Regions from separate parts of the Homo sapiens genome. Here all the other regions are linked to region 5. Evidence: chromatin loops called from intact Hi-C (ENCODE). Cell type or tissue: IMR-90. All regions are shown on one strand.

Region 1 (4,000 bases), 280 kb before region 5:
TAGAGAACTGCTACAGTTATGAGCAAGTTACCTCTATTAAATGGCATAATGTAGTTCCATTCATTCTAAGTGGTTCTTTAGTGGGTTGATCCGGTGGTGGAATTCATGAAATAATTCATGAATTATTCAATTATATGGGTTAGATAGAAAAAGTCATTTGATAGATTTGATTCAATGAATACTCATTAAGTGAAAGTATCATGCTGGATACTTTCCCAGAGTGAAAATTATTTCACTACTTTAAGCTCATGTATTCTGGGCTACTTTGAGTAAATAAAGGAAGATGATATCAAATTTGCCTCTACAAATATGTATCCTTAATAATATTGTCAATTCATTCAAGAGGGTAGGTAGCTCAGATGGGTGAGGAATTATGCCATTTAAAAGTCCAGGTTCAAGAGATAAACTGTGAAGTTTCCCAAGTACAGCTGCTGAGCCTGAGGAGCCACAGGGGGATGGTATCTTAAGAGATTTAGTCAGCTGTCTGAAAGATGCTTCTTTCGGGTCAGAAAGGACTCAAGGCCTTTCTCTTTTTTCTCCTCCTGTCTTTTTGCTCTTGCTGTGGTTATTCTGTATAAGAAAGTTAAGCAAAAGGGGACAGAAAAAAACAGGATGAAGATAAAAAAATAGAAAATGGAAATAGGGGAGATGTATATTTTAATTTCTCTTTTCTGCAAAACATCTGGGTGGAAAATGATGAGGCCAAACAAAGTGGCTTGTTAACAAATGACTTGTTAACAGAACATAAGCTAGAGGATTATATGATCTATATGGAAATGATCCTGCACATAGTAGGCGCTTAACCAATAGTAGCTATTTTCACCTTAGCAATGAAAATGTTTTTCTTTCTGCTTCTTTAAGAGTGCAGCTCCAAGACTCCTCTGCCAGACACTCTCATGGGTAGTTTCTTTTCATTCAATCCATATTTACTGGAGGCCTACTACATGCCTGGCTCCGTGCAAATGCTGGAGCTTTTGCCAAATCCTCCTACTTTATGCTAAAAACAAGAAACAAAAGAGTGAAAAAGTAGGTTTTCTTTGATTAAATAGTGAACAAGACTAATTTTCCTCTCTCACTCCCTTCCTTCCTTCCTTCAGCGGTATTCTTGTGTAAAACACCGATAGCTGTGCTTTAGAAAACCCCAAACAAGTCTTAACAGCACCTTGGAATGCACACACTGTTTACCATTTGCTATGTGAGCACCCAGCCTCCCGTCAACAAAGAAAACCTTTGCCCTCTCTGCATCCCTGCAATCCCAGTCAGCCCCTATCCCCTTGCACTTTAAGCAGAAGTCCCTGTTTGTGCTCTCACTAAAGATAGCTTCTGCTTCTCTGGCCATCAGGTGACATTTTGTTGAATGTGGATGGGGTCGAACTGACAGAGGTCAGCCGGAGTGAGGCAGTGGCATTATTGAAAAGAACATCATCCTCGATAGTACTCAAAGCTTTGGAAGTCAAAGAGTATGAGCCCCAGGAAGACTGCAGCAGCCCAGCAGCCCTGGACTCCAACCACAACATGGCCCCACCCAGTGACTGGTCCCCATCCTGGGTCATGTGGCTGGAATTACCACGGTAAGTCCAAACACAACATCCCTGTAGGGGCGTGGGAGAAAACGATTACATTTCTTAAACCACTCTTTCACTCTCTAGGGCTGATTCATGGCACTAGCATCTTAATTAGACCCAGTCTTGGTTGTGGGACTGTGAAATAATTCTCTCTTCCCATTTGTAACTGAAAATGCATGCGGACATTCTAGGGCAAAGACAAAAGCCTGGATGTGGAAATACTGTTTGGCGTTCAGGTTGAGGAGCTCACAGGACTGCCATGTACAGCTGTGTAGGTTGTTCATGCAGCAGAGAGCTCCACAGACAGGCAGAGGGGGCAGAGACCCAGCCTGTGTTTACACCCCTTGGAGCTGAGTTGCACTGCCTAGGAGAAGGTTCACCTTCGCCTAATCTGCTAGTGGCAGCCCTGGGATCTTGCAGGGAGGCTGACTGCCTTCTGTGGCTTTATTTTATTTTATTTTTATATAGAGTCTTGCTCTGTCACCCAGGCTAGAGTGCAGTGGTGCAATCTCGGCTCACTGCAACCTTGGCCTCCTGGGTTCAAATGATTCTCCTACCTCAGCCTCCCCAAGTAGCTGGGATTACAGGCACACACCACCACGCCCAGCTCATTTTTGTATTTCTAGTAGAGACGGGGATTCACCATGTTGCCCAGGCTGGTCTCAAACTCCTGACTTCAATCAATCTGCCTGCCTCGGCCTGGCAAAGTGCTGGGATTACAGGTGTGAGCCACCATGTCCAGCCAGTTTTATCTTTTGAGTGGCCTTGGCTGCACATAAAACAATGCCCCAGAGCACTTCGCCTTTGCTAAGATGTTTAAGCACCTTTTGTTTGGAGACATTTCTTAGATCATCTCTCCTTAGGGCCTGCTCCTGAGGAGTTCTTGTGTAAAACTTCAGGAAGTAGCTGGGTTGTCATTTTAGTGACATTTTAGAGCCTTACAGTGACGTAATTACTTGTCTCACTTAATTACTTCAGGGAAGAATTTGGGGTCAGCCCTACAAAATGGCCAGTACAGAACTATTCAAAGAACAGACAAGTTGGTGTTTGCTCACCTGCATGAGAGCATAAACTGTTGGCCTTCAGATGATTATCTTGCTGTTCCAATGTGTGAATAATGCTAAATATTAGCATCACTGAAGATATACTAGCATAGGACTAAATATGGAAAAATGAAAGTGAGACGTTTAGTTTTAGTACGTTTTTCTTGAGGGTGGAGATAAGTCTCTCTCTCTTTTTACATTTCAAATGAGTTTTTTAAGAAAAACAAAACCCTGCCTCAAATACAAAATTAACTAGATTCCTTTTTGAGCCTTCACTAGTTGATAAATTATTTTCTAAATCAGTACATTTTCAAAAGTCCTTAAACAGTTAAAATCTGAGCGTTGAGTCAGTTTAAAACCCTTTAGACATTTTAGAACTGAGCCTGAGTGAAAGTAGAGAGTATGACTTTAAAGTTTTATTTTTAAAAATCTTTCTGAAACTAGGATCTATTAAAATTATTTTGTTTTTTGTGTTTGAAAGCTATTCTGTCATGTAATCAAAGTCCTTCATTATTCATTTGTGTAAGAGAGGACAATGTGAGGTGCTTTTTGCTCCAAATACAACCAAGCGAATGTCTTTCTTCCCCTCTACCTTTTGTCATTTGCCCTTGGGCATGGCACTTCTCTACTTTTGCTGGAAGTAGTCTGGGCTGGGTGTGGTGGCTCATGCCTGTAATCCCAGCAGTTTGGGAGGCTAAGGTGAGTGGATCACTTGAGACCAGGAGTTCAAGACCAGCCTGGCCAACATGGCAAAACCGCATCTCTACTAAAAATACAAAAAATTAGCCAAGCGTGGTGGCACACGCCTGTAGTCCCAGCTACTCGGGAGGCTGAGGCATGAGAATTGCTTGAACCCAGGAGGCGGAGGTTGCAGTGAGCTGAGATCGCGCCACTGCACTCCAGCCTGGGTGACAGAGAGAGACTCTGTCTCAAAAAAAAAAGAAGAAGTAGAGTCTGCACTTTGCTCATTTCCTCTAAATGGACAGTGGTAAGGAAGCATGATATCCCGGCATAGACAACACTGATTTTCAGAACCCTGGAGATTCCTGGTTTCTTTCATTCCATCCTCTCCCTGTAGTAACAGAATAAACATGGTAGAAAATTCAGAATGCACCAAAGAATGTAAAGAGAACAAAAAGTAAGTCTCCCTCCCTTCAGATTCATTCAATAAAGGTGATCACCATTATCAATTTCTTGTGTATTCTATGTCAGAGGTTGGCAAATCTTTTCTAAAAAGGGCCTGATAGTTTAGGCTTTGAGGGCCACGCAGTCTCTGTGGCAATTACTCATTTCTGCTGTTGTGGTGTGAGAGCAGCCACAGGCAATACATGAATGAATGAGGAAGGCTGTGTTCCAATAAAATTTTACTTATAAAACCAGGTGTTGGGTTGG
Region 2 (4,000 bases), 710 kb before region 5:
TCAAGCATCAGCCAGGTATACCTTGATTTGGAATGTGACCTTCTTCTAACCTTTCTCTGAGCACCAGTCCTGGTTTTCAGCGATTCCTTGGACATCTCCCCATCTATATTTTGTAGAAGTATCCAAGTCAACACACTCAAGGCCAAACTCCTGAGTTTCTTACCCCACCCAGCATTTCAGCCTTCCCTTAGTGCTTTTATGAATTACTTTTTCAGTCTTCCCTCGCTATAACTTCGCTTTTCAACATTTACTTTGTTGGCAAAACACTTTGAAACACTGTGCGTCTTACACTTGTACCTGTCTTTCCTTTTGGGTTGTGTCTACCACAAAACTTCGTTACATCTGTTTAAGCACTAACAGTGCCTTCCTTGGCCTCCTTGTCTCTGCTTTCCCTTTGAATCTGCTCCACATCTTCATGGCAGACCAATTTTCCTAAAATTAGCTCCCATCATGTTCCTGCTTGCATCAAAAACCTTTGGTGCTTTCCTGTGGTTGCCTTGGGAATCAAGTCCACCAGCCTGACGTTGAAGCTCTCTGCAGGCTTTCACTGGCATTTCAAGCCATTTATTTGATCTCTTCCCTTTGCGAGTGTAAGTGCGTGGCTGCTCACTGGGCCCACACTCTCCTACCTCTTTGCCTTTGTTCAGCTTCACCATCCCTGTGCCTCTGGAAACCCACCTTTTTTTTTTTTTTTTTTTTTTTGAGACGGAGTTTCATTCTTGTTGCCCAGGCTGGAGTGCAATGGCGCAATCTTGGCTCACTGCAACCTCTGCCTCCTGGGTTCAAGGGATTCTCTTGCCTCAGCCTCCTGAGTAGCTGGGATTACAGGCATGTGCCACCATACCCAGCTAATTTTGTATTTTTAGTAGAGACGGGGTTTCTCCATGTTGGTCAGGCTGGTCTCGAACTCCCGACCTCAGGTGATCTGCCTACCTTGGCCTCCCAAAGTGCTGGGATTACAGCTATGAGCCACCACACCCCGCTGGAAGCCCACCTATTCTATGAACCCGACTCCACAGCTCTCTCTTTTGTGAAGTTTCCCTCAGTTCTCCACTCCTGATGAATACAATCTCTTCTTTGGCAATTTGTATTTTTCTTCTAAGCCAACCCCATTCTGCCTTGTATTATGGTTGTTGATGTATTACGGTTACTGACAAGGTTGGTTCTGCCTTGTCTGATTCTTTTTTTTTTTTCTGAGACGGAGTTTCACTGTTGTTGCCCAGGCTGGAGTGCAATGGCGTGATCTCAGCTCACCACAACCTCCGCCTCCAAGGTTCAAGCGATTCTCCCGCCTCAGCCTCCCCAGTAGCTGGGATTACAGGCATGTACCACCACGCCCGGCTAATTTTGTATTTTTAGTAGAGATGGGGTTTCTCCATGTTGGTCAGGTTGGTCTCGAACTCCTGACCTCAAGCGATCCGCCCGGCCATCTGATTCTTATTTGATGCTTAGTTTATTAAAGGCTAGAACTGTGTCCTTTTCACTTCTGCATGTCTAACAACAGAGGCTTATACATCGCAGGAGCTCAAAAATATGTATAGGACAACAGGAATTACAAAAGAATTAAAGAGTCTTTCCCTATTAAAAGATGACACTAGATATCTATAACTAAGAATAGACAGATACCTGGGCAAAATGTGCACTTTTTGAGTGCTGAGGCTGCAATCCTTTATTGGGTACAATGACATGTCCACATAAGCTTTTCCCAAAGAATGTGAATGAAGTTCGACCCAATATGATGACATCCAGGGCAGGGGACAAGATTCCCTTTCTGGGACCTAAATTTTTTTGTGTACAGGGCGTACATGGATTCTATTCTGAAATGACTAAAAATTCTCTAAATAGCTCCAAGAGGGAAGTCTGTCTTCCCCTCCCCACATACTGATGATATCTGAGCACAAGGAGAAGCCACTGACAAATGTAGAAACCTGGTCCTCATCTGCAAAAATGAGTGCTTTGAACTAAATAAACCTTATAACCTGTTATAGTTTGAGAAATATTACATATTCCATTATTTTCCTGGAGAGGTTTAGCCGATCATACTGAAAAACAGAAACCAAACCCCAAAACTCACCAATGGTTAAGCTTTCGTCTAGGGAAAAAAGTGACTTTTACGAGCACACTGCTTATTTTGTGGTGACTGCAGAGCCCAATATCTAATCTGCTTCCCCACTTCCTGTGTTATGAAATGCTGGACATAGTTTTCTCTTGGCTCAGTGGCAATTTGATAAAGAGCGAAGAGCTGAGATGAAAGACATAGTGAACACTGCCCTCTTTTGTCCACCCTGGGTTTCTGCCACTTCTCTTTGGTAAGTGTATCAGGCAGACACGAGTTAAAGTCGTGCTAGTTAAGTAAACCTTGGTGTGTAATTCCATTTCAGTTGTTCTCTGCGTGACTCCCCGGTTTCAGCAGTGTGGAACATCTTTATTTTGGTGTCATAAACATTTCAGCTTACCCAAGCCTGCCACTTTGCGCCAGAAACCATTTAATGATGGTTGTTCGGTGCCGACCCCAAAAAAGTGGATGTAAAGCAAAAAAGAGGCTCTATTGTCTGAGGTTTTCCTGCTCCGTTTGGATTACCAGGGAGTTAAAGATAAAACCCCAGGCAGAAAGCTACATGTCAGCAGTAAGGGAACAAGATTACCTTCCACGTTACTCATTTAGAAGAGACGGCTTTTGTCTTAGTGTTTTGAGAAATTCTTCTTAAATAATTTGGTTATGACTTTCTTGTGTGTTGTGTGAGATATGTAGGAAGGAGCTTTATAAAGGAAATATAGTGCCACGTTGCTTAAATTTATTGAGGCAACCCTAGCAAGAGAAGTGCATTTCTGTTTGTAGAACAACTTATACATTTTTCATAGGCATAAACAGAAATTAAAAATTAATATGGGCTGGGTGCAGTGGCTCATGCCTGTAATCCCAGCACTTTGGGAGGACAAGGCGGTGGATCATCTATGGTCAGGAGTTTGAGACCAGCCTGGCCAACATGGTGAAACCCCATCTTTACTAAAACTACAAAAATTAGCCAGTCGTAGTGGCAGGTACCTGTAATCCAGCTACTCAGGAGGCTGAGGCAGGATAATCAGTTGCACCTGGGAGGCAGAGGTTGCGGTGAGCCGAGATCATGCCACTGCATGCCAGCCTGGGAAACAGAGCAAGAAAAATAAAATTAATATGACCTCCTTTCTTGGCTGACCTGAATCATACTTTGCAGTTATTTTTTTTCTTGTGAAAGTGAGTTTGTATTTGGAAGGTCTGCAGAGAACACCAGGGATGAAGAGGTAGAGGAGGGAATAACGTTAGTTAGGAGTACAGTTTAGAGTGCTGTTGGCTGTTTGCCCAAATGCAAATTATTTAATTTGATCTGAAAGCTTTAAATGTAATATTTGTGAGGATTCAGTCCATCAGTAAATCATCAGATATGTGTGTACATTTGCTGTGTACCCAACTAGGCATCAGGGCGTACATGACAATAGGGGAGATTGTGTTCTGGTTGGAAAAGGAAGAATTAATTTAAGAAAATAGTTTGGAGTCTGCTTCCTATAATTTTGTTCTTAAATTTTAACCTAGTGGCAGCAACTTTATGTCCTTTCTCTCCCAGGACAGTTCTAGGGACAAATATTTAGCTCCACTGTGCCTACCAGGGAATTGTATTTTATAGAACGTGTGCTTTGATTGGCAGCTTGAAAAACATGGTTAAAGTCGTGATCAGCACGAATGGAACAGTCAGGAAATGGGTCCCAGGGAACTTTTCCATTCCCACTACTCTTTGAAAAGCCCTGCAAAGATGCTATTGCAAATTTCTGTCTCATCAAACCGGGGATATTACCTTTATAAAAAGAATGCAAGGACTCATAATTCATGATATCCTCTCACCAACGATAGATCTCTAAATTATCAGGAGTAAAGTATATTTAAGAGTAAGAAAATATCTATCAAAGAAGAAAGTCAAGAAATGAATCTGTTTAGTTGTTTTCTTCCTGCTAAGAGCCTCTGATG
Region 3 (4,000 bases), 260 kb before region 5:
AACACAGCTGGAAGTCTGGGCTTCTGCATTGTAGGAGGTTATGAAGAATACAATGGAAACAAACCTTTTTTCATCAAATCCATTGTTGAAGGAACACCAGCATACAATGATGGAAGAATTAGGTAATAATAATGACTAATCAAAAATACTTGTATTAAATGTTGTTTCATAAATGCCAAAGCTTGGCCCCATTTGAGATAAGGCATGTATTTATTATACTTTGTGGGGATTAAAAGTATGTACGTAGCATTCAACTTCTGAGAAATCCAAAATAATTACACATATTCTTGGTCCCATACTACAACTCCCCATACTTTTAGCATTCCTTCTAACACAAGCTGAATGGATAGTGAGTTTGGAGAATGTAAATAAGAGGCAAGAAATATCTCAATTAGAAGTTAACATAATTAAAATGGTCAGATGTAGCAAAATCTAGCACCACTAAGATAAACTTGCATTAACTTCAGCAACGAATTAAAATACTAATCATATCTTGTTTTGTTTTTTTTTTTAGATGTGGTGATATTCTTCTTGCTGTCAATGGTAGAAGTACATCAGGAATGATACATGCTTGCTTGGCAAGACTGCTGAAAGAACTTAAAGGAAGAATTACTCTAACTATTGTTTCTTGGCCTGGCACTTTTTTATAGAATCAATGATGGGTCAGAGGAAAACAGAAAAATCACAAATAGGCTAAGAAGTTGAAACACTATATTTATCTTGTCAGTTTTTATATTTAAAGAAAGAATACATTGTAAAAATGTCAGGAAAAGTATGATCATCTAATGAAAGCCAGTTACACCTCAGAAAATATGATTCCAAAAAAATTAAAACTACTAGTTTTTTTTCAGTGTGGAGGATTTCTCATTACTCTACAACATTGTTTATATTTTTTCTATTCAATAAAAAGCCCTAAAACAACTAAAATGATTTGTATACCCCACTGAATTCAAGCTGATTTAAATTTAAAATTTGGTATATGCTGAAGTCTGCCAAGGGTACATTATGGCCATTTTTAATTTACAGCTAAAATATTTTTTAAAATGCATTGCTGAGAAACGTTGCTTTCATCAAACAAGAATAAATATTTTTCAGAAGTTATAGTTGTCTTTTAGTATGTGATACTAATTAAGATTACTTTTGTATTATCACTATTTAAAAGATCCTAGTAATTTATTCTTTCAAATACCATGTTATTTGTTACCATCACCGATGAATACCTCCTAGGCTTATCCCTAAAAATGCTCGCTCAGAGAATTAATTATAAACTTGTTTTGTTTTTAGTAAGAAATGGCTAAAGCTCTTTTTTTCCACAATCGTTAGTAACTGTATAAAAACTCATGCTGCTCCACCAGTGGGCCTTGGAAAATGCATCAAGAAGGCCAAACCAGCTTGACCCTGGCTCACAGACATGGTCATGAGGCGATTTAAATTTGTGCCACAATGAAGAGTGTGTGTACACATGCCTCCTAGAAACTACACTATGGGTAATTAATTAATTTATTTCATAGAGGCCACCCAGATGCCTTATAGGTTTTATTAATTTGGATATGAAAGTGTACCCCATTTGGTTTCACCAGGAACCCAAATTTAGAATATTGAAAAGCCATCAAAAAGTTGTGATATCAAAAATGTATGAGTCTCTTAATATACTAAGCAAGAGTGTCACAGCAGTAATGATAAAGACTAGTTTTAATCTCAAGCCTTAGAGGGGCCCTTTGTTGCCTTTTGTGATGCAGCCTCTTAAGAGAGTGGTGTTTGATTAACAAAAAAACTGTGGCCCAAGTGGAACCCTTGACCTTTTCTCAGATAATCTGTGTATGTACACAGCTAACACAGCTCTTTAGATTCCCTGTTAAGTGACTCATTCACATTCCTTTCTTGGATATAAAGTCATTGCTGTCTTTTTATTTTTGAAATAGTACAAGACAAAGATTTTTAACTTAACATGAAAAATTCACTCTTTTATTTTGGAAAAAAAGTTAACTTTTCATACTAACAAACAGAACAAGATTTAAGGTAAATTTCTTAAACATTATCCAGAAAAATAACAAGATTTATAGTATCTACTTCTGGTACTAATATACACAAAAGGCCAAAACCATGCCTATTCTGCAGGTGTAGCTTCGGTGCTCTCCTGTTCAGGGGCAGGCTCACTGCCCGCTTCTTTTCCTTCTTTGCTTCTTTTAGATTTTTTGTGTTTGTGTCTCCTGTGACTATCTCCTTCTTCACTTTCATGGCGACGTCTACTATTACTGGAAAAAAAAAAAAAAAAAAAAGGTGTGTTCTGTTTAAATACACAATCAGTGACAAAAATCCAATCACTCTAAGGAAATTCTCAATATAACACTGGGTTTAAAATAATCTAATGCATTTTCTCATAAATATAATGTGAGGAATAATCAGTTTTATGTGACTTTTATGCAGGGATTGTATTTATTTTATAGGGCCATCTTCACTGATATTATCTCAGATTCCCAGTGCCTATACACAGCTTCTGAAATGCATATTATAATATACAGTAACAAATTAGAAACAGGCATTAACTCAAAACCGGAAATACTGTATAGGGTTGATTTTTGGCAAACAATAGGTATTTTGTTTAATGCTTTTTTAAAAAAATTTGAGACAAGGCCCTGAATTTTTCTTTAATGAAACCAAGCAAGACTGGTTCATAGGCCAAAATTTCCCCTCTTCCAATGCGACAATGTAGTAAGTCAAAATCTCTCACATACTATTGGTTCACTATTTTATTAAAGAGCAAACCTTCGAGAAGACTTATGTCTGGTTTCCTCTTTCTCCCTGTGTCGTCTTTCTCTATGTCGTTCTTCTTTTTCTCGACTTGCTCTGTGACGCTCATAACCTCTTTCTGCATATTCCCTGTATCTGTATCGTTCTTCATCGCTGAAATTGAAATAGAAATGTTTTCTTGACAACTGGACCATTAATTCTGAATGGATTCAAACTGTAAAAGAGATGTGATCTGCAGTCCAAATCCAAAATCCTCACATTAGCATCTTTTATAACATTAGTGAGGAAGAAATATTCGTTGAATTGAGAGGAAAATAATGCTTGTTCTCAAAATAGCACTAGAGCTAAGAATATAAATATATAATAATTACACATGTTAAATGACCAATTTTGTTCTGTGCTTTCATAGCTGTTAAAAAGATTTAATATAACAATGCTTTGGTTTTTTCATTTCTTGAAAAAGTGAGATCTGCAACTGATTTAAATTGTTATCAGCTTTTAAAATTTTTGCTCCTTTTAGAATTAAAATAGTATTTGTATATCTCAGATTTCTAATCAATATTCTTGGAAAGTCTTGGACATACGTTTAACATTATAAAAATACACGACTCACAATTACTACAAAACAGAAAGCAAATAAGTTTTTAAACTTTAGGTTTATTACTAAATATTCATCAAATAGAGAAGTATAAAAATAAAGAACAGAGACATCAAAGCAACTTCTACAGCATCCATACAAAATGCAGATTGGACATACCTGCATTCTGACATCCTAATTACATCTGTGTGGGCAGGGGGGCTACATGGCTAATAATTTCAACTGCATAAATAGAAGCTGCATCTCCATTTTCTGATTTTGGATTGAATTACACAGACTGGTGAAACTGAGACTAATGGCTAGAGTTAGAGGGTGGTCTTTCTTTACCTCCCTAGACTTCTTTTCCTTTCATGTCCTTTAACTGACATTCTCTTTCCATCTTTCTCTTTATCCTTCAAGTCTCTTATTTCTTCCTTTTTCTTTTTTTATGTTTAGCATAGAAGTCAACACTTTCTACAACTTAACATCAGTAAATTCACTTAGAATAAAATAATCTTTTAGAAGAATATGCTGAAGAGCTTTGATTTCTAGAAGTGTTTAATATGAATTATGAAAGTAGTAATTTGTATGAAACATCAAGATGGTAAGGAATCTCAGGGTTTAACATAGTCAGGTGACAACTATAAGCCATGTTTTAAAAGACATGTCAGC
Region 4 (4,000 bases), 510 kb before region 5:
TTGCCCAGACCCCTTTCCTCTAGATGCATGCATAAGACCAGCTCCTGCTGATGCAGTGTAAGTGGAAGTAATGTGTCACTTCTGGGTGAAGGCCATTGAGAGTCTTTTGCCTTGTCCATACTTTCCTTCTGACTTCTCCTTTCAAAATATCCATGGACACAACATGTGTTGAAGATGGCAGGTAGGTCTGGGAATGACTGCATTTTCTACAGCCATAGACTGGCCGATTGAAATGGACTTTCATGGGAGTGAAAAATAGATTTTGTTTGTATTATGCTCTAAGACTTCAGAATTTATCAGTTATAACAACTAACATAATTTACCTTAATCAGTACAATTCTTTGTCCCCATAGACATACACAGTGTTATGGGCTGAATCTGTTTCCCCCAAAATTCATGTGTTGAAGTTCCAACCCACCCCACCCCTCCCCAGCCGGCATATTCCAGAATGTAACCATACTTGGAGAAAAGGTCTAAGGAAGTGATTACGCTGAGGTCATTAGGGTGGGGCATTAATCCAATATGACTGTGTCCTTATAAGAAGAGAAAGATGCCAGGGCTGGTGTGCACAGAGGGATGACCTCAAAGAGGCAGCAAGAGGTCAGCCATCTACAAGCCAACTGAGAGGCCTCAGAAGAAACCAACAGGCACTTTGGTCTTGGACTTCCAGCCTTCAGAACTGTGAGAAAGTAAATATCTGTTGTTTCAGCCTCCCAATCTGTGGTATTTTGTGACGACAGGCCCCAGCAAACAAATGCACATAGTAAAGTCACCTCACGTACCATCTCATTTCTCTCTTATTTCCCAACAGGTCTGCATGAATTTTTAACCTGTAGGCATCTGCTGAGTCCTTAAGGATGCTAGTTTGCTAGCTCTCTTATCTCTGCCATAGATATCTTTCATGATCCAAGATTAATTGTGGAAACTCCTGTTCTCAGGCAAACTCAAACACACACCAAAGCATGCACACACACACACACACGCACACAGTACATGTTGCTTTCCTTGATATTTTCCACATTTCATAATTCTCTTGATCACAGAGGTTTATTCAATGAAATTGTACCAAGGGCTGCCCTAGATTTGAACTTAGCCCAGTCTGAGACCCCACGGGCAGCTAGATGAGTTAGGTGAACAGAAGCTCCAAATATTTGTGAAAGATTCTCCTTTCACTGCATCTCCTTCCTAGCCAGAGCCCTCAAAGCTTGTCACTAATAACTCCCCTAAGTTATAGGTTTCTGTGACACAGAATCTATCTCCTGAGACCGTGAGCATGAGCGCTGCCTGGTATGTGCAAGGTCAGAGGACCCTGCCCACTTCCCTCCCGCTCCCAGAGCCAAGGCTACCTGTGGAAGCTACAAACCTGTCTAACCATGGAATTGCCATGTGGAGCCAAGATCATGCTCTGCTGATGGAAGCAAGATGCATGATCCTGAGCAACCCACAAAACGCAAGGCACCACCTTGCAAAAGCTGTGTTCTGGCTCAGAGCTTTCGAATAGGCAACCATCCATTAACATACAAGTTTCCGAATTATACACAGGGCTACCTGCTTGGCTGATTGTATTTTACCCTTTAGCTTGGAAATCTTGTTTAACACAGCTCCCTCTACTGGGCTATTGCTTACTCTGAAGCTTTTGGTGTCCAATTTGGGAGAAAAGAACCAGCCCAGTTAGCTGTTGAGGAACCAGCTGATAGAATGAAGGCGAAAATGGCATTGTCTGATGCGAGAATACTAAGGGATGTATACATGGGGCCCTCTGGGTTTTTGCCAATCCTGTTTGGGTGTTTCCCTACCTTAGGTCCCTTTTGGCATCTTAGTAATCTGTCTTCTGAGAAAAAAGGGGCAGTAATCCTGACCTGCCTTCTAAGGGTTACAGGATAATACGGTTACAGCATATTCTTCTAGGGAAAAATACGATCCCAAGTTCAGTCCACGGGAAGTCAAGCATCAGAAACAACAGGGCAAAGGTGTTCCTGAAAGCCAAGCCAGAACACATTGACAGAAGGGCCCCTTCCAAAATAAAGACAGCCCTAGAGGACAGCAGGCAGCCAGGCAGAGTCTTATCTGGGACATCAGTGGGCATTCCAGGCTCAGACCAAAGACTATTCATGGACCTTTGTAGAACTGCCACAGACTCTGAAAAAGGGACGATCCAGATTTTCTGTTTTCATCCTGGAAGTTCTTTTTCCTTTCTTGCTGCAGAGTGGGGTCAGAAGGAAGCTTTCAAGCAAGGAATGAGGCAGGGAAGTCCCTGAAAATGTGCCTCCTCTCTCTGCAGAGCTTAGCACAAGGGATGTAGATGACTCCCAGTCAGGCAGAGAGCTGAGTCCATCCCTGTCACACACATAAGTGTCATGTATGACGGAGTTTGAGGGAGTCCAATAAACAGTACATTTTGTCTCTGTTACAGGAATCAGGCAAATGAAGATCCAAATCGACAATATTGATAAAAGTCAGGCTGGAGAATGTGGCTTTCAATATCTTAGCTAGGTGGACGTTTCAATATCTTCTCTTGAACTAAACTCATTCACTGGGCTACAAGCAGCACCTTCCTGGCCACAGCCAACCTCTGTAAAGTTTATGACACAGAGCAGTAGAAGGAAATGATCTCCACCAGGGAAAAACCAGAGCCACTCTGTCCTAGCTCCCTCTCTGGAACTAACTCTCCAATCAGATAAGCCATTCCTCATCTCCTGGGGAGATGAGTAAAAGAGGTAAACAGTGGCCAGTTTCCTCTAGTGGAGATCTTTTCACAGAGAAGGAAGCTCAAGAGAAGGAAGTAAGCATCCACCAGCAATCTCTTCTGGAGGTCTCTGTGGACATTCACCCTCCTTCCCTCTGCACAGGAACAGGTGGGCACTCACACTTCCTCAGCACCTGGCAGGCCAACCAGCTCAGGGGCTTTCCAAGCCTGCAGTTACATTCATAGCTGGCCTTATCATCCTGCAGCATAACTACTTCTCTCTCTCCTATGTTACAGTACGAACTCCTGGAAGGCCGGGACCATATTCCATTACATTTAAAATTCATTTCTGTAACCCTGGTACCTAGTATTAGCACATAGTGGATGCTCACGAAATGTTTCTAGAATGAATGGACACGGGTGGATGAATAAAACAAGTGAATAGACAATAAAACCAGGGGAACCCCACAGGAGTAAGACTTTTTTCTAAAGATAAAGGAAGGCTTTGACTTGGTCCAAAGGGAAAGCCGACTCAGCCCCGGGGGCTTCATTTGAGAGCCAGTCTCACAGGAGCCCCCAGAGTGAAGAGAATGTGGATCTGAACTAAACTCCTCAGCATGCCAGGGTTTCCCAGGCTCCATTAGCCCCTTGCTGGGTCACCACAGCCTGGCTCCAGCCCCTTGCCTGAGTGTGGGTCTTTCTGAAGTATCCTCTTGTTCCACGGATCCTCAAAGCTCTCCATATTGCTTCCGTTCCTTCCCATCTTCCCTCCTGTAAGTTGGTAGGACTTCTAGTTCCATTCAACCCTGCAATCCCATTACTGGGCTTGCTCAAAGGAAAATATGCCCAAAGAAAACAAAATTATTCTTCCAAAAAGACACATGCACTTGTATGTTCACCGCTGTGCTATTCACAATAACAAAGACTTGGAACCAACCCACGTGCCCAACAGTGGTAAGACTGCATAAAGAAAATGTGGTATATACACACATTTGGAATACTATGCAGCCATAAAAAAGAATGAAATCATGTCCTTTGCAGCAACATGTATGCAGCTGGATGCCATAATCTTAAGCAAATTAATGTAGAAACAGAAAACCAAATTTATAAGTGGGAGCTAAACACTGAGCACACATGGACATAAATATGGGAACAATGGATACTGTGGACTACTAGACAGTGGGGGATGGGGGGCAGCAATTAACTATTTATCGGGTACTATGCTCACTACATAAGTGACAGGATCCATACTCCAAACCTCAGCCTCATGCAATATTCCCACATAACGAACCTGCACATATACCTCTGGTATCT
Region 5 (4,000 bases):
AGCAGGAAGAGAGCCCTTACCAGAACCTGGTCATACTGACACCCTGATGTCAAACTTCCAGCTTCTAAAACTGAGAAAATAGATTTCTCTTGTTTAAGCTACCCAGTGCTACTTATTTTGTACGGGGACAGGTAGCTTCCATGCCCTTTCTGGTCATTCCACCTTTCCAGCATGTTGTTGATGTGTTCGCCAGCTGGGAAGTTCATCAAGTCTTGCTGCTAAGGAGTTTTTGTAGAGCTCAATCTGAAGTCCCACCCCCTTCAACCCTCTAATTACTTGATCTTTCTGATGACCAGCCCCATCCTGAGGCTATCTAGGGATCCTACCCTAAGTTACCTTATTAACATAAAGTCAGCTAGTTATGAATCAAAAAGAGCTAGTTATGAATAAACAATGATACTCTTATCACTCAGGAAATTCTAAAGGTTTTTGGTGCTCTTTGCCAGGAACCAGAAACAAAAACCAAATGTATTTCTTCTTATACTACACAACCCAAAGTTCATACTCTGTTGTTTGTAATCATCTCCCCTCTCATTCGATCAGATAGATAAAGAAGGGAGAGAAGCAAGAAAATAAGCAAGCATTTTATGTAGTATGTCAGGGTGCTTTCTGACTACAGATGATGGAGAAATGAAATAATAAGGAAAAATGTTATTATTAGAAGGAAATGCTGCCTTCTTTTCCATCACAAATGCCATCACTCAGAGATGAAACAAGTGCTTGCCTTTAGAGGGACTGAGTGGTTATATTGGCTTTGCTACAGAAGAACCTTGGCCCCTCAAACTAGTTAAGTTTGGCAGTGATATTTTGGTTGGTGAGAAACTAATTAGAAGATGGGAGCATTTTACATACTCTTCAAATGACCCAGCATTTCAAACAGATGTTTCAGGAAAATGCATACCTGGTGCTCTTCCATTAGTGAATTACTTTGTTGTAACTGTCACAAGCTCTTTTGGACGGTAATTATGAAGAATTATGTCCCATTTGGCAACTCAAATGTATGCTGTTTAGCTCAATTTGAGGGAAATTTGATGGTAATTATAGGCACAGTTTTTCTGTTAAGTCTTGAAAAGGAACCTATCACAACAGTTGAGAAAACCTGGGTGATAAAGCATAGGAGCAGTCCATATTCTCCAAGAAGTATACATATGAGGGTTCTTATAGGATCTTTAAATGAACACATGTATACACACATGCACACACACACACATTCACTCACACAGCATAAAACCAAAACATCCCCAACTCCAAAACAACTTAAACAAAAATGGACAAGTAGAGAGAGTATAATGTATAATAATAAGACTAGAATAAACTATAACTTGAAGTACTGAAACTGAAAATTTATAGCATTTAAACATGATTACAATAATTGCTGGCTTCATATGATATTTCATAGGTTTTAGTATTCTTAGGATCTCTTTTTTTACATTTAAAATATTAGATTATGTGTCTATAAAATAATACTTTTAATATAATTTTTTAGTTGAAATTATTAGATTTAAAAAAATCCTGTTTGAATTTATAACAGCCCGTCCCCTTAAAGCCAGCAGGCAGAAAACAAGCAACTCAATTTGAGTTGAAATTGAAGATGAAGATAAACAACAGTACTTGCCTAAGATGATAGGAGGTTTGATTCTTTTAAAGTCAAATACAGTAATTATTGTTTTGTTTAGTGACCTTAAGGCTTTCAATTATTAAATAAAAGCTGCAATCACTCGTATTTCCAGAATTAAGAGAAATCCATATGGATCACCATTATGCATGGAAAAAAATTGCCATTATATATCTATATGTTTTATCTTGGGACATGGTGAGGACTTTGCATTTTCCTGTCCGCAAACTCCCAGAATTTTGTTAAGTCATTGGAAGCCAAGCATTAAGTACAAATAGTTTCAGTTTCCATATTTCCTAGCAGGCCAGCCAAGAGCCATCCTAGACAGATGGAAAGAAAAGGTTTATTCCTGGAAAATATGAAGACATTCTTATACTTGTAAATATTTTTTTACCCCATATTTTTGAAATTAACATCTCATTAGCATAGGTTACATTGACTTGTGTTTATAAACCAGCTCTGCATTTCATTTTAGAGCAAGATGAAATATTCATTTCTTTTTTTTTTTTTTTTTTTTGCCATCTTCTAATGTCATATTTACAATAAAGAACATCTGGATATTTGCAATTGGAGAAGTCTTCATGCTTTTGAAATATGACATTCAATAAATAGTTCTTTCACTGCTAAACAGCAATCAGCATGTATCAGATTGTTGGACAGACTTTTTCAATAAAAAGCATTTGCTTTTTCTATTGTTTAAGACATCTTAATATTATAGGTAGGTGGTAAGAAAGCAGGTTAGGCTTTGGGGAAAAAATCTGAAATTTTGTAATAATTTCTGTAATTATGCCAACATAGTTAAGTCTTTATGAATAATGGCCCTTTTTCCTCTTTTGGGCTGACCTGGAGTCCTTTTAAGTGTGAGCATGATGTTACAATACTGCCCCCTACTGTAAGACTTTGGATAATCCTTTCAAAGGAACTTCAAGAAAAACCAGAAGAAACTAACAGATGATTGGGGACAAGCATATCTTATTACATTTGGCATTTTGAAAGTATGTTTTGATGAACAGTTCAGGCCTCTTAAATGCAGAACTCTAGAATAATAGTATAATACATACTTTTGTTTCTCAGTTTGTTTTCTTTTGAATTAATGTTGTTGCTGCTCTGTTCCTTTGAGTTAAACAGAGGAAATTTTCCTCCCCCGCCATGCTTTGGGATGATGGATCTTACTCCGGGTTTTGTGAATGTGTTTCTGTTTTAATTAGTGTTGGTTTCAAGGAATTGTGAATCTTTGAAAAAAGCACACAGGGTGTCTTTGAGGCTGGATAAAGAATGATGCTTTTGTCTATCTTCCGTGTGGCTTTGGTATTTTAATAATAATAACCAATTTTGTGGTAAAGTATATCGATTCAACCAATCCTATCTTGCAGTTCATCCAGTCTTAAATCTAGCTGTCTCTAAATAGCTTTGTATTCTTTTGCATTGAGTAAAACTATAAATTTATGTGAACAAGACATTGGCATGATTTAGACTTTTTTTTTTTTGATGAAAAGTTGAATTCTCCTTCCCCCACCCCTTTTTATGGATATTGCTTTAACGAAATGATTTCAATGACATTTCTTTTGCCAATGCATATTTTCTGACATTAAAAAACAAATCAAAAGCCACTTATCATATGAATCATTGTTAAAGTCAGCAGTAATCCACTGTGTAAAATCTCCCTGCAAAGGCGCAGAGGCTAGGGGCTTAAACCTGGAGCACATTAAATTAGTTCCAGTCTCTCGCGAATGGTCTTTGCCTGGCTTGCTTAGGCAGGCAAAACGGAAACAGGCAGTTTATAACAAGAATCTGCTTTAAAAACCATGGGGTTCATTGGAGAAAGATTTATATCCTCCACTTATATAAACATTACAAATGTGGACTGCAAGTAGGAAGGAAACCTTTATCGAAATCTCTTGAAGAGCTTTTTCACTGAGAGTAAAATGGACAGCATACACTGTTGTTTGAAGACACGCCAGCATTTCGACAATCATGTTTTTCACTGCTTTGCCTGATTAAAATGTAGCATTGTGAAGACTAACCAGACCACCTACTTTCAATTTATTTTCATGATGAGACTATGTTGGCATCAAAAGAGGAGTCAAAAGACTCTGTGCCAAAGGAGAAAATGATCATTTAAGGATTTTTAAAAAGACAAAGTAATTACATGAAGTCTTAGGGTAATGGAATCTGGACATCAGTTTCTGTCACCTCCTGATCTAAAATTATTTTTATATATAAACACTATCCTAGATATCATGTTGTCTTTAGGATTGTAATAGAACACAGATGAGGCTTGAAATATTTGGTCCAATAAAATGAGAAAGGCTGAAAGGAAAGATTACCATTTGAGATTAGAGTAGCTATTTATTTGATATTTCACATATGGTGATGTTAAGTCTT
Region 6 (4,000 bases), 820 kb after region 5:
GGATGGGGTTTTTATGGGTTTTTTTTTTTTGTTATTGTTGTTGATGCTGCTGTTGTTGCTTTCTGTTTGTTTCTTTTTCTTTCAATGGTCAGGTCCCTCTTCTGTACGGCTGCTGTTGTTTGCTGGGGGTTCACTTCAGGCCCTATTGGTCTGGTTCACTTCCACACCTAGAGATGTCACTCAAGAGGCTGGAGAACAGCAAAGATGCATGTCTGCTCCTTCTGCTGGCATCTCTGACCTTGAAGGGCACTGACCTGATGCCAATAGGATCGCTCCTGTATAGGGTGTCTGACATCCCTTTTTTAGAATGTCACCAGTTGGGTTGCATGGGGAACAAGACCCATTTAATGAAGCACTTTGACTATCCCTTGGTGGAAGGGGTGTGCTTCGCTGGGGGGAAACCCATTCATCTGGGCTGCCTGGATCCTTCAGAACTACCAGGAGGAAAGGCTAAGTCTGCTGGTCCACAGAGACTGCAGCCACCCCTTCCGCTAGGGGCTCAGGCCCAGGGAGATCTAGGTTCTGTCCCTGAGTCTTTGGCTGGAGTTATTGGAGTTCCTGCAGGGAACCCCCACCCAGTGAGGAAGGATGAGTCAGGGTCAGGCCTGAAGAAACCTCTGGCCACAGTCTGCCACAGCTGATGTGTTGGGCTGTGGGGGATACATCTTGGGACCAAGCTGTCCAGCCTCCCTGGCTCCAGCAGGAGAAAAGCACAGCCTGGAGCTATAGAGATGGAGGCTGTCCTTCCCCAGCGCAGGAAGGTTAGCGTGTTAGGCTGTTGTGAGTCCCAGTGCTGGCTGCTGCCCCTCCCCCGAGGAGCTCAAAGGGCTTAGACAGCAGGTAGCCACAGCTGTGGTGCTGGTCACTCCTCCGCACCACCACCCCCCGACCGCCGAGCTCCAAACTCCGTAGGCTTAAGCAGATTCCAGCTGAGAGGCTGATGAGAATCTGCGAGGGTCTGAGGTGGGGATGCTAGGCCCTAGTGGTGTGGGTTCCCAAGTGGGATCTTCCGATCCATGAGTTGGGCAGTTCCATGGAAAAATCACTGTTTCCCCAGCCGGGTAGCAGCTCACTCACTGCCTCCCTTGGCTGGCGGGGGTGGGCACTCCCCGGCCCTGGGAGGCTCTTAAGTGGGCCACCACACAACACTGCTCTTCCTTCCTCTCCGTGGATCACTCCAGCCGCCTAGTCAGTTCTGATGAGAGAACCTGGATACCCTGGTTGCCAGTGAAGCACTCACACACTTATTATATTTCTTTTTGATGGAACCTCCGATCAGGGCTGTTTCTAGTCACCCACCCATCCTGGCCCCGCGCCCTCAGGTAGTACTTTATATCAGTTTGAAAACAGACTAATACAGAATAATTTTTCTTTAGGGGCTTTGGAGGAACGTGGTCTGCCAACACACTGGTTTTGGACTTCTCTCCTCCAGAACGTGAGAGAATAATTTTTTGTTGTCACATGCCACCCTGTTGGTAGTACTTTTGTTATGGCAGCCCTAGGAAACTAATACAGAGTCCCTGTAATAGGCACAAGCTCACGTGTCCTGAAGGCTACAGGACTTTTAATTCCACCATTTCAGCCAAGGACCCCAAATAAACATTTCCCATGAGGAAGCCTCCCACGACCACAATTTCCTTCTCTGTGTCCTCTTACTCTCTTCCTTAGGGTCCACGTTTCTTTGTATCAGGGTTGACATTTTAATACACATTAAGGATTCATCAGGAAGTAAGAGATTCCATCCAGGACCACAAGGCCCACCCATCTTTCTTCCCAGAGTCTTCCACTTCTCCTCACCTGGTCAGGTGGGTCCTGAGATGCCCAGGGCTGGATGCCAGACACCCCAGCTGCCCAGGTACTCCTGCCCCGTAGTGAGACCCACATTTTCAATTCACGGTGGGGTGAATTTTCAAAGGGAACCACTTTCTTTCATCTTTATCTATAGGATATTTCCCAAATAACATGTATGTTACTGAGTTCGTGGACATCGTCAAAGACAGCCAGATTCTCTTTAAATATCTGCTGGGCGGCCTTCTTCCATAGAATTCAAGAAAAAAAAAAATGACTGTCTGGCTATCGTCCTCTGTAAATCTTGTTCTAGCAAGTTCTGCATCCACTTAACTTTATGAATTTGGATTCTGTGGTTTGGATTCCATCCCCACTCCTCCACCATCCTTTTCCCAATTTAAACCATTCTAATCTAGAATTTCAGGCAAAGTTGGGGGCTGGGGAAGCTAAATCGATTGTTTTATTTTTGTCTCTTGCTGCCCCCTGCTGGTCAAATTATTGCTTTCTTTTTCTTTTTCTTTTTCTTTTTTCTTTTTCCTGTTTAACTCAGGAGATCAATGGACAAGTTTCTAGGGATGGGTGGGTGAGGGAGAAGCAAGTGTCCTAGATGACAAGACAATGTCAGACAAGTTTCACTACTTGAGGTTCTCGGTTTTTTTTTTAATGAAGAAATGGCAATTGTGATATTTAAAACATGTTTAGCTTATTGGTCTTTTTTTTTATTTTTTAATTTTTAACACTTTTTAAGGGACAGGGTCTTGCCCTGTTGCCCAGGCTGGAATGCAGTTGTGTGATCATAGCTCACTGCAGCCTCCACCTACTGGGCTCAAGCCATCCTCCCACTCAGCCTCCTGAGTACCTGGGACCACAGGCATGCAACACCACGTCCAGCTTAATTGGTCTTTTTAACACACACAAATACAATATACTATAATGGTGCTTCCCCAGATCATTTGATTTCTGAAATTATCAACATGCACTGCTGGTGGTATGGACTAGTGATGGGTCACAATCTTCCTTCAATCTCCTTAGCATGTCAGGGTCTGCGACTGCATCCAGCACTGCACTTAGCACTGAATTTGGGGTGACAGCGAGGCACTTTGCAACCCTCTGATGGGTTTCCTACCATAGAGCTAGGGTGTGGCCTGGACTGGTCCTCAGAGAGCCTCCAGGGATGAGGTGGTGGAGGGAAGATAGAAGGGGGTGGGAGGTGGGGAGGGCCAAGTCTCTGGGGATCAGTCTTCACAATCGCACCCGATTCAAGGTGAAAGCCTGTGTGCCCTTTTCCCCTGGAAGCCATCTGTGTTAAAAAAACATCTTTTGGGGGTAGACAGGCCTGTGAAGTGCCTCTGTTCAGAGCTTCTCCGGGGTGGTGCGTTTTCCAGGGCGGAAGGCCATTAAAAGCCAACCCCTGAACCCAAGAACTTGGCTGCAAGAGCAGAAGGAAGACCACTGAGACCAACTCCACGGAGCAGGCTGCCCAACACGAGAAAGTCAGGGCCTGCTGCTGCTTCCTGGGCTACTGCAGCTACTGGAACAAGGATTTCTGCTCAGGGTTTCAGACCAAGGACCTCACCCTGGAGAGTCAGGGCCTTTTGGGAAAATGCAGTTTCCTACCAGCAAGAGCGAGTCCATCACGCTGTGTATCCCAGGAACCATGCAGCTTCGAGATCTGTTCCTCCCTCCTCCCTTCCCTGTCACATTCTCAGTAGGCACTCCAACGTAATTCAGTTAGCAACAGTATTTGCTTTTCACTGTGAGTCAATTCCAATGAACTTTACCATCTACACAAGTTGATCTAAGATGTAGGACAGTGAATCAGAATCATATTTAAGTTGAAGGAACTGAAATGACAATGTGTGTTGCACTTCCCACCTGTTCATGGATTAAAATTCAAGCCCACATACTCACCTGCTCAGATATCTCTTGTATTCCACCAGCTGCCCATCTTGTCAATATCTCCAATGCTGTGCCTTCCTCCAGATCCGCTTCTATCTCAGGGAGAAGCATCACAGTCCACCCTGATTAAGAGTAACTGAGGCCAGGCATGTTGGCTCACTCCTGCAAGCCTAGCATTTTGGGAGGCTGAGGCGGGCGGATCACTTGAGCTCGGGAGTTTGAGACCAGCCTGGTCAACATAGCGAAACTCCATCTCTACTAAAAATACAAAAAAATTAGTCGGGCATGGTTGTGCATGCCTGTAGTCCCAGCT

What was found. Peaks named below come from ENCODE experiments on the same cell type or tissue, not always from the same donor. Only the 100,000 strongest peaks of a DNase experiment are listed, where the experiment ranks them.
Region 1: a loop joins it to region 5, with 3 times the contacts of the local background. A loop is called at or near these places in 3 of 110 quality-filtered maps.
Region 2: a loop joins it to region 5, with 7 times the contacts of the local background. A loop is called at or near these places in 37 of 110 quality-filtered maps.
Region 3: it touches region 5 in a loop (2.7-fold over the local background); 7 of 110 quality-filtered maps call a loop at or near these places.
Region 4: a loop joins it to region 5, with 4 times the contacts of the local background. A loop is called at or near these places in 11 of 110 quality-filtered maps.
Region 6: it touches region 5 in a loop (11-fold over the local background); 3 of 110 quality-filtered maps call a loop at or near these places.

The regions. Positions count from the first base shown.
Region 1 is chr4:53,474,324-53,478,323 of GRCh38, reverse strand. It overlaps LNX1 (ligand of numb-protein X 1), which reads left to right. Exons shown (of 11, transcript NM_001126328.3): 9 at 1,343-1,571. Among named protein-coding and RNA genes, the nearest start is that of LNX1-AS1, 24 kb to the left of the region's middle. In IMR-90, no CTCF peak of the experiment used is centred here; DNase peaks (open chromatin) are centred at 1,203 and 1,623; H3K27ac peaks cover 2,114 bases.
Region 2 is chr4:53,907,091-53,911,090 of GRCh38, reverse strand. All of the region lies in intron 1 of LOC124900702 (a long non-coding RNA gene), which reads right to left. Among named protein-coding and RNA genes, the nearest start is that of CHIC2, 160 kb to the left of the region's middle. In IMR-90, a CTCF peak has its summit at 2,267 (motif pointing left); a DNase peak (open chromatin) is centred at 2,240; H3K4me3 peaks cover 512 bases; H3K27ac peaks cover 1,209 bases.
Region 3 is chr4:53,457,557-53,461,556 of GRCh38, reverse strand. It overlaps FIP1L1 (factor interacting with PAPOLA and CPSF1), which reads right to left. Exons shown (of 18, transcript NM_030917.4): 17 at 2,767-2,904; 18 at 695-2,255. The coding sequence ends at 2,108. It overlaps LNX1 (ligand of numb-protein X 1), which reads left to right. Exons shown (of 11, transcript NM_001126328.3): 10 at 1-122; 11 at 515-2,256. The coding sequence ends at 650. Among named protein-coding and RNA genes, the nearest start is that of LNX1-AS1, 41 kb to the left of the region's middle. In IMR-90, no CTCF peak of the experiment used is centred here; a DNase peak (open chromatin) is centred at 1,856; H3K27ac peaks cover 846 bases.
Region 4 is chr4:53,704,225-53,708,224 of GRCh38, reverse strand. All of the region lies in intron 1 of LOC100506444 (a long non-coding RNA gene), which reads right to left. Among named protein-coding and RNA genes, the nearest start is that of LNX1-AS2, 110 kb to the right of the region's middle. RefSeq lists an enhancer at 2,751-2,830. In IMR-90, a CTCF peak has its summit at 1,612 (motif pointing left); a DNase peak (open chromatin) is centred at 1,594; H3K27ac peaks cover 424 bases.
Region 5 is chr4:53,195,880-53,199,879 of GRCh38, reverse strand. The region is part of intron 4 of SCFD2 (sec1 family domain containing 2); the gene reads left to right. Among named protein-coding and RNA genes, the nearest start is that of SCFD2, 170 kb to the left of the region's middle. RefSeq lists an enhancer at 767-4,000. In IMR-90, a CTCF peak has its summit at 2,496 (motif pointing left); a DNase peak (open chromatin) is centred at 2,499; H3K4me3 peaks cover 772 bases; H3K27ac peaks cover 492 bases.
Region 6 is chr4:52,374,567-52,378,566 of GRCh38, reverse strand. No RefSeq gene overlaps it. Among named protein-coding and RNA genes, the nearest start is that of USP46, 280 kb to the left of the region's middle. RefSeq lists enhancers at 321-868, 869-1,417. In IMR-90, a CTCF peak has its summit at 2,260 (motif pointing left); no DNase peak of the experiment used is centred here; H3K27me3 peaks cover 878 bases.